Linked DNA regions of Homo sapiens: region 2 is linked to region 1. A link is an interaction called in ENCODE POLR2A ChIA-PET data of the cell type or tissue named here. Cell type or tissue: Caco-2. All regions are shown on one strand. Links, peaks and the distances in the headings refer to the core of each region. The heading gives the core; the rest is flanking DNA. Region 1 overlaps SYN3 (synapsin III). Region 2 overlaps SYN3 (synapsin III).

What was found. ChIA-PET counts read pairs that join two places held together with the same protein. Peaks named below come from ENCODE experiments on the same cell type or tissue, not always from the same donor. Only the 100,000 strongest peaks of a DNase experiment are listed, where the experiment ranks them.
Region 2: POLR2A ChIA-PET joins it to region 1 with 6 read pairs; 2 of 35 experiments call an interaction of 5 or more read pairs at or near these places.

The regions. Positions count from the first base shown.
Region 1 is chr22:32,711,549-32,714,457 of GRCh38, forward strand. All of the region lies in intron 6 of SYN3 (synapsin III), which reads right to left. Among named protein-coding and RNA genes, the nearest start is that of TIMP3, 89 kb to the right of the region's middle. In Caco-2, for the core only: no CTCF peak of the experiment used is centred there; no DNase peak of the experiment used is centred there.
Region 2 is chr22:32,614,385-32,617,293 of GRCh38, forward strand. All of the region lies in intron 6 of SYN3 (synapsin III), which reads right to left. Among named protein-coding and RNA genes, the nearest start is that of SYN3-AS1, 41 kb to the left of the region's middle. RefSeq lists an enhancer at 1,751-2,250. In Caco-2, for the core only: no CTCF peak of the experiment used is centred there; a DNase peak (open chromatin) is centred at 1,584.

The DNA.
Region 1 (2,909 bases), core at 99-2,598:
TTCTTCAATGTTCCTGTCCATCCCAAGGCTCTCTTGCTGTCCTTCTCCAGATTCCTGTGCACCTGTACTCAAAATAACTGCCTATGCCTCTTCCTTCTTATCAACTTGCTACCACTGGAAGAAATCTCAATTCCTTGCAAGCCAAGAGGTCTATTCAACACTCCTGGGTATCATCCATCACTTTCACCCTTGCCAACCAATCTGATTGGCCAAAATGGACTTCTTACCTAATTTTGTTAGAATTTGCATTTCTTGAATAATACCAAGTTCAAACATCTTCTCGGAAATGCTTGCTTCCAGGAGTTGGTCTGTGGGCCAGGGGCAGGTGGAGAACGAGGTACAGGGCAAGACTCGCTGGATGGTTTGATCAGGTGTCTGATGCCCTCTTTTCTTAACCTCAGTTTGACAACCTGCCTCAGCTTTCCAGCACTGACTCTGGCCTGGTGACCTGAGGGTGGTCCTATGGGCCACAGCCCTACATCTTGGTCTTTCTGGCTTTTTAATCCCAGGCTAACAACCTCACGAAGATTAAACCCATCTCTGCTGCCGAGCAGGAAGAATTTCACCTTGACTCCTCAATTGAGGCTGCCTTTGTCCTTGGTCTTTCCCCTGCCACTTGTGCTCTTTAGTTTTCTCATGGCCACAGGCTCCTTATCATTTGGGTTTCAGCTCAAATATTAGCTCCTTTGAGAAGGCTACCCTGACTGTCTCAACTAATGTGGCTTCTGCTTCATGCACTCTTCCTAATATTGCTGTTTTATTTTCTGTATGGAACTTATCACTATTTCAAAGCATATGATTCATTTTCATTGTTTGCCTCCCCCACCAGATACAAGCTTCATGGGACGTGTCTAGGGTGTCCTGCTCACTGTATCCCCAGTGTGTAGGACAGTGCCTTGCAGGTGAGCTGCTACTGACTGCTTGACTGAGCTAATTAATTAATGACAGACAAAGAAAATTTGCTGCAGCAAAAGTGGCTTGGCCTCTTGTCATAATCAGCCCGAGCGGGGATAGCTCACAAGACCATGTGATTTGGGGTTCTGATGTATTTCCCAGAAACTCTGTTGTGGCATTTCTGCTTGAAACTTTCAGTGGCTCTCCACTGCAATTGAAATACCAGGGCTGGCAGGGCTTGACCTCTGTTCATCTGCTCAGTGCCCTCTCCTCCCCTTTGCCCCTTTCTCACTCAGCTTCAGACCCACTGGCATTCTTTGAGATCCTTGAGTCAAGAAGCTCTGTCTGTCTCTGAGCCTTTGCATGCACTATTCCCTCTGCCTGGAATGTGCGAATCCCTGTTTTATCTGCAGTCCAGAGAAACTTTCTGTGACCTTCATACCAAAGCTTCTTCCACTGGGCTTGGCCTCTATCACTTCCACTTGCTCACTTCCTTCATTGCACATGCTGTGATAGTTCCTTATTCATTTGCTTTTAGATTATGTGCCTCTCCCCATTCTCTTCCCCATGAATTTTAAGTGTCATGAGTGGAGACACTGTATTTTTTTTCCCTTTTTTGGTCTATCACTGTATCGTCAAACCCAGGACAGATGCTTGGTCATTATTTATTGAATGGATGGATGAATGAATGAGCTATTCTAAAATCAAAGCCAGCCACTGTAATAGGCCACCTCTAACATTTAACTGACTCATGGTTGATCATTCTGTATATTAAATTAATTCAGTTGCCAGAAAATGTCTGCATTCAGTCATCCTCAGGGGTACACCAGAAAGTTATAGGCTTAAGAATAAACACTGTAGGCTTTGTAGAAACTGTTTTATGGGCTTTAAGCTTCACCTACATTTTAAATTTTCTGCCCCTAGTTCCTCCGTGGTCAGGTACACTTTCAGAGGCTTGCTTTGCTTCTCATGCAAGCCTTCAGTGGGCTCCAGCATATTGCTGAAGATCATGTGGGTTCTGTCTTTGGGTCATTTTAACTATCCTTGCCTTGGTGGCCTGTGCCTCCATTCAGACTTGACAATATGTCCTAGAAAACAGATATCCCGGCTGGGCGCGGTGGCTCACGCCTGTAATCCCAGCACTTTGGGAGGCCGAGGCGGGCGGATCACAAGGTCAGGAGATCGAGACCATCCTGGCTAACACGGTGAAACCCCGTCTCTACTAAAAATACAAAAAAATTAGCTGGGCATGGTGGTGGGCGCCTGTAGTCCCAGCTACTCGGGAGGCTGAGGCAGGAGAATGGCGTGAACCCGGGAGGCAACGCTTGCAGTGAGCCGAGATTGTGCCAGTGCACTCCAGCCTAGGTGACAGAGCAAGACCCCGTCTCAAAAAAAAAAAAAAAAAGAAAACAGATATCCCAGGGAGCACCAAATCTGCATCAACACCAAAGGAAACCATGCCAAAGAAAATAAAATGCTACTGTACAAATCCCCTTGGAGTGACCTTCCCAGTAACCCAGTTATGTGTGACTACGAAGGAGGGAGGATTCTTTCCAGATGAGCTTGAGGAACACAGAAGGAACTATGTGGCTTGATTCTGTACACAGCTCAGGACAATGGTCTCCTTGCAAGGGGGAGCATCTTTTCCTGAATGCCTTTAGCTGATAAGGTTAGCTTTTCCATGGAAAAGTGGCCAAGCCTCAGTTGTCCAAAATGGGTTTGGATTTCAGCTGAAATCATATCTGTTTAGGCAGTGAGATCTGAAGGCCCCTCATGCTAAGTGGAAAGGGCATTGTACAGGAGCCAAGAGACCCAGACTCTAGTCTTATCCAGCAACTGACAGTTATGTGACTGTGGTCAGGTCACTTCCACTCTGTGGACCTCAGTTTCCCTATCTGTAAAATGGGAGTTTGTCTGGCTGGTCTCTAAGGACCCTTTCATAACAATTTCAGTGGTTCTCAACCCTGGCTGCAGGTTAGAATTGCCTTGGGGAGTGGGTAGAGCCAAGCCACCAG
Region 2 (2,909 bases), core at 249-2,748, 97 kb before region 1:
AGCTCCTTCCTGGGCCTGGGGTCAGGCAGCTCTGTATGGACACAGTGGAGGGATTTGATGGTCCCTTGAGGGTTATTGCAGCTGCCAAGACCCCCAGTTTTCTTCATTACACTATATTGGGGTCTCCCCTTGAGTGGACAGGGGGATGAACCCTGTCTGACCAGTGGTGGGGAGGTGGGGACTCACAGGTCACCCAGAGCAGCAGAGCTCCTTCATCACACAAAGGAGGAAACTGAGGCCTGGGAAGCAGAGACTGTGGGCAGGTCCCATTTCTAGTCATCATCCTTCAATCTCCACTTCATTCTGCATTTGTAGCTATTATTAATGATATACAAAAGGCCGAAGGCATTACCTCAACTTTATAAATAAGGAAACTGAGGTTCAAGCTTGTCAAATGAAGCTGTGAAACCCAAGCCTTAAAACTCAAGAGCGGGGCCCCCTCCTCGGAATCCAGAAGTAGTTTTGTTCCATCCCCAGTCTTCTGCACTGGAAAAAAAACTTTATGAAGCACATACTGTGCTGGCCCCATGGAAACAGCCCCTGACTCCAAGGGACCTTTTATTCTGCAAATTTCAGACAAATGTTCCAAAAAAAAAAAAATACTGCCAATGGGGAAGAATAATTGGAAAGTAAAAAATTACCCCCACCGTGGTTGGGAGCCGACAGTGGTGACACTCTGCTAAGTGCTGATGTGCGTTTAACTCCTTTGATCCTCGCAATGACTCTTTGAAAGCTACAGATGGGAGGCCGGGTGCGAGTGGCTCATGCCTGTAATCCCAGCCATGGGAAGAATCCCAGACTTTGGGATCCACCGCTGAGGTGGGTGGATCACCTGAGGTCAGGAGTTCGAAACCAGCCTGGCCAACATGGTGAAAGCCGGTCTCTACTAAAAATACAAAAATTAGCTGGGCATGGTGGCAGGCGCCTGTAATCCCAGCTACTTGGGAGACTGAGGCATGAGAATCCCTTAAACCAGGAGGCGGAGGTTGCAGTGAGCTGAGGTTGTGTCACTGCACTCCGGCCTGGGCGTCAGAGCAAGACTTCATCTAAAAAAAAAAAAAAAAAAAGAAAAAAAGAAAGAAAACTACAGATGGAGAAATGGAGTCAGGGAGGGAACAACAGGGGCACAGGGTCGCAGTAAGTGGCAGGGCTCGGCTCCATCCAGCTCTGCCACATTCTGGAGGAGGTGGGAAAAGTCACAAGGTGGGAACGCCACTGCTCTCAGTTTAGGGAGTGGGCTTTGAGGGATAGCACGCTCTAATAAGGGAATCATACTTGTTCTAAGAGGCTGGCCATGAAGCAGTTTTAAACCCACCCTAGTGTGTGAAACATCACAGCAGTGCTCAGAGAGAATAACACAGGCCGCTTTTTCCCACCTGTCTGCAGGGAGTAGAGATTTGGGAAGAGGAGGGCTGTTTTGGGGCTCGTTCACAGCACGGCTGGGCCAGAGGAGGTCTTCCTGGGAGAAAGGGCATCCAGGTACGACAGGGACAGCTTCTCAGCTGCAAAGTGGAGGGAATGCAATGGGGGCGGAGTCTCCCTAACTTCTGTGAGTGAACGTGTGGGAATGGATTGGCTGAAAGCCAAGCTGCAAGATCCTCCCTAGGTCACAACTGGCCTGGCAGACGGAGCCTTCCTAGACACCTGAAGTTCCCAGGGAATGCAGGATGCCAGGAGTTCCCTGCAAGCTGCGAGGAGAGAGGGGCATTCCCCTGGACCCAGCCAGGAGCCGGAGTGACAGCACTGAGTTTCCGTGTAGAAGCCCCCAGGGAAGGGTGCAGAGTTCGCAGGGCCTGCTCTCCTGCATGGGGGCAGGAGGTGGGGGGCAGGAGGTGAGGGGCAGCAGGAGCCTCGAGGTGGCGAGCTGGTCCATGGTCCTTTACTGCAGGCTCAGTGGCCCAGGACCAGCCAGGAAACTTCCAGGGTCTCTGACAGAGGGGAAAACGACCAGGGCCCAAACACGACTAGGGCCTTATGCTAAGGACGGACATGTCTCTGGCTGAGGGGCCCCTTTGAGGGAGGAGTCATTGCTGACACCTGGTGATGAAGGTCACAATTGTTCAGTGTCTCCTTGTGGCAGTCGGGCCACAGTAGCCGCACAGACACAGGGCACTGAATCCACACGAGAGGCCTGTCATAGTGCTGAGTATAATAGCATCCCTAGTTCACAAACAAGACCACTGAGACTCAATTCAATAGCTTGTCCAGGCAAGGCTGAAGCCAGAATCCATGCTTGGGGACCAGATCGCCTCTCTGGGGGACACAGAAAGGACCCAGACCCTACCCTCGAAGGGTTCCCAGGCTGGTGGGGGCAGCAGATCTGTAAGCAAATGATTTCAACTCAGAAATATCAACATTCAGGAGAATTACGAAGAAAAAATGCTATAGAAGCAAAGAAGAGTGAGTGATGACCTGTGGAGGACAGGAGGTTGTTGGAAGAGGTATCATGGACAGTGCATAGGGGAAATTTGCACTGGGCTTTGCTGGTCATGCAGGAGTGTGCCCAACAGAGGAAAGGACGTTCCAGGCAGAAGTGGCCACAAAGGACACAAGGCCCAAAGGTGTGAAAGTGGTTGGAGGATTCAGGAAACAGGGCCAACCACAGGGATGGAAGGTCAATGGAAGGCGCTGCGGGAGGGAAGGGCTGGCCAAGGCTTCACGTTTAAGAAGGGCCTCAAATAGAGATTCCTCAATGGTCTCTCCAAATGAGGGCAGACATACAATCACTACGCCGTGTGTGTATGGATGTGGGTGTGTGTTAAAAACATTGGCTTGTTAAACGTGCACATTAAAGCTGTACCACAAATTCAGTTATTCTGCCCCCAACAAACTTGGAGCCTCAACAAAAAAAGAAGGACCCTCCTCATCTGTCAGAAATACATGCTGAAGTATTTTCAGATGAAAGGACA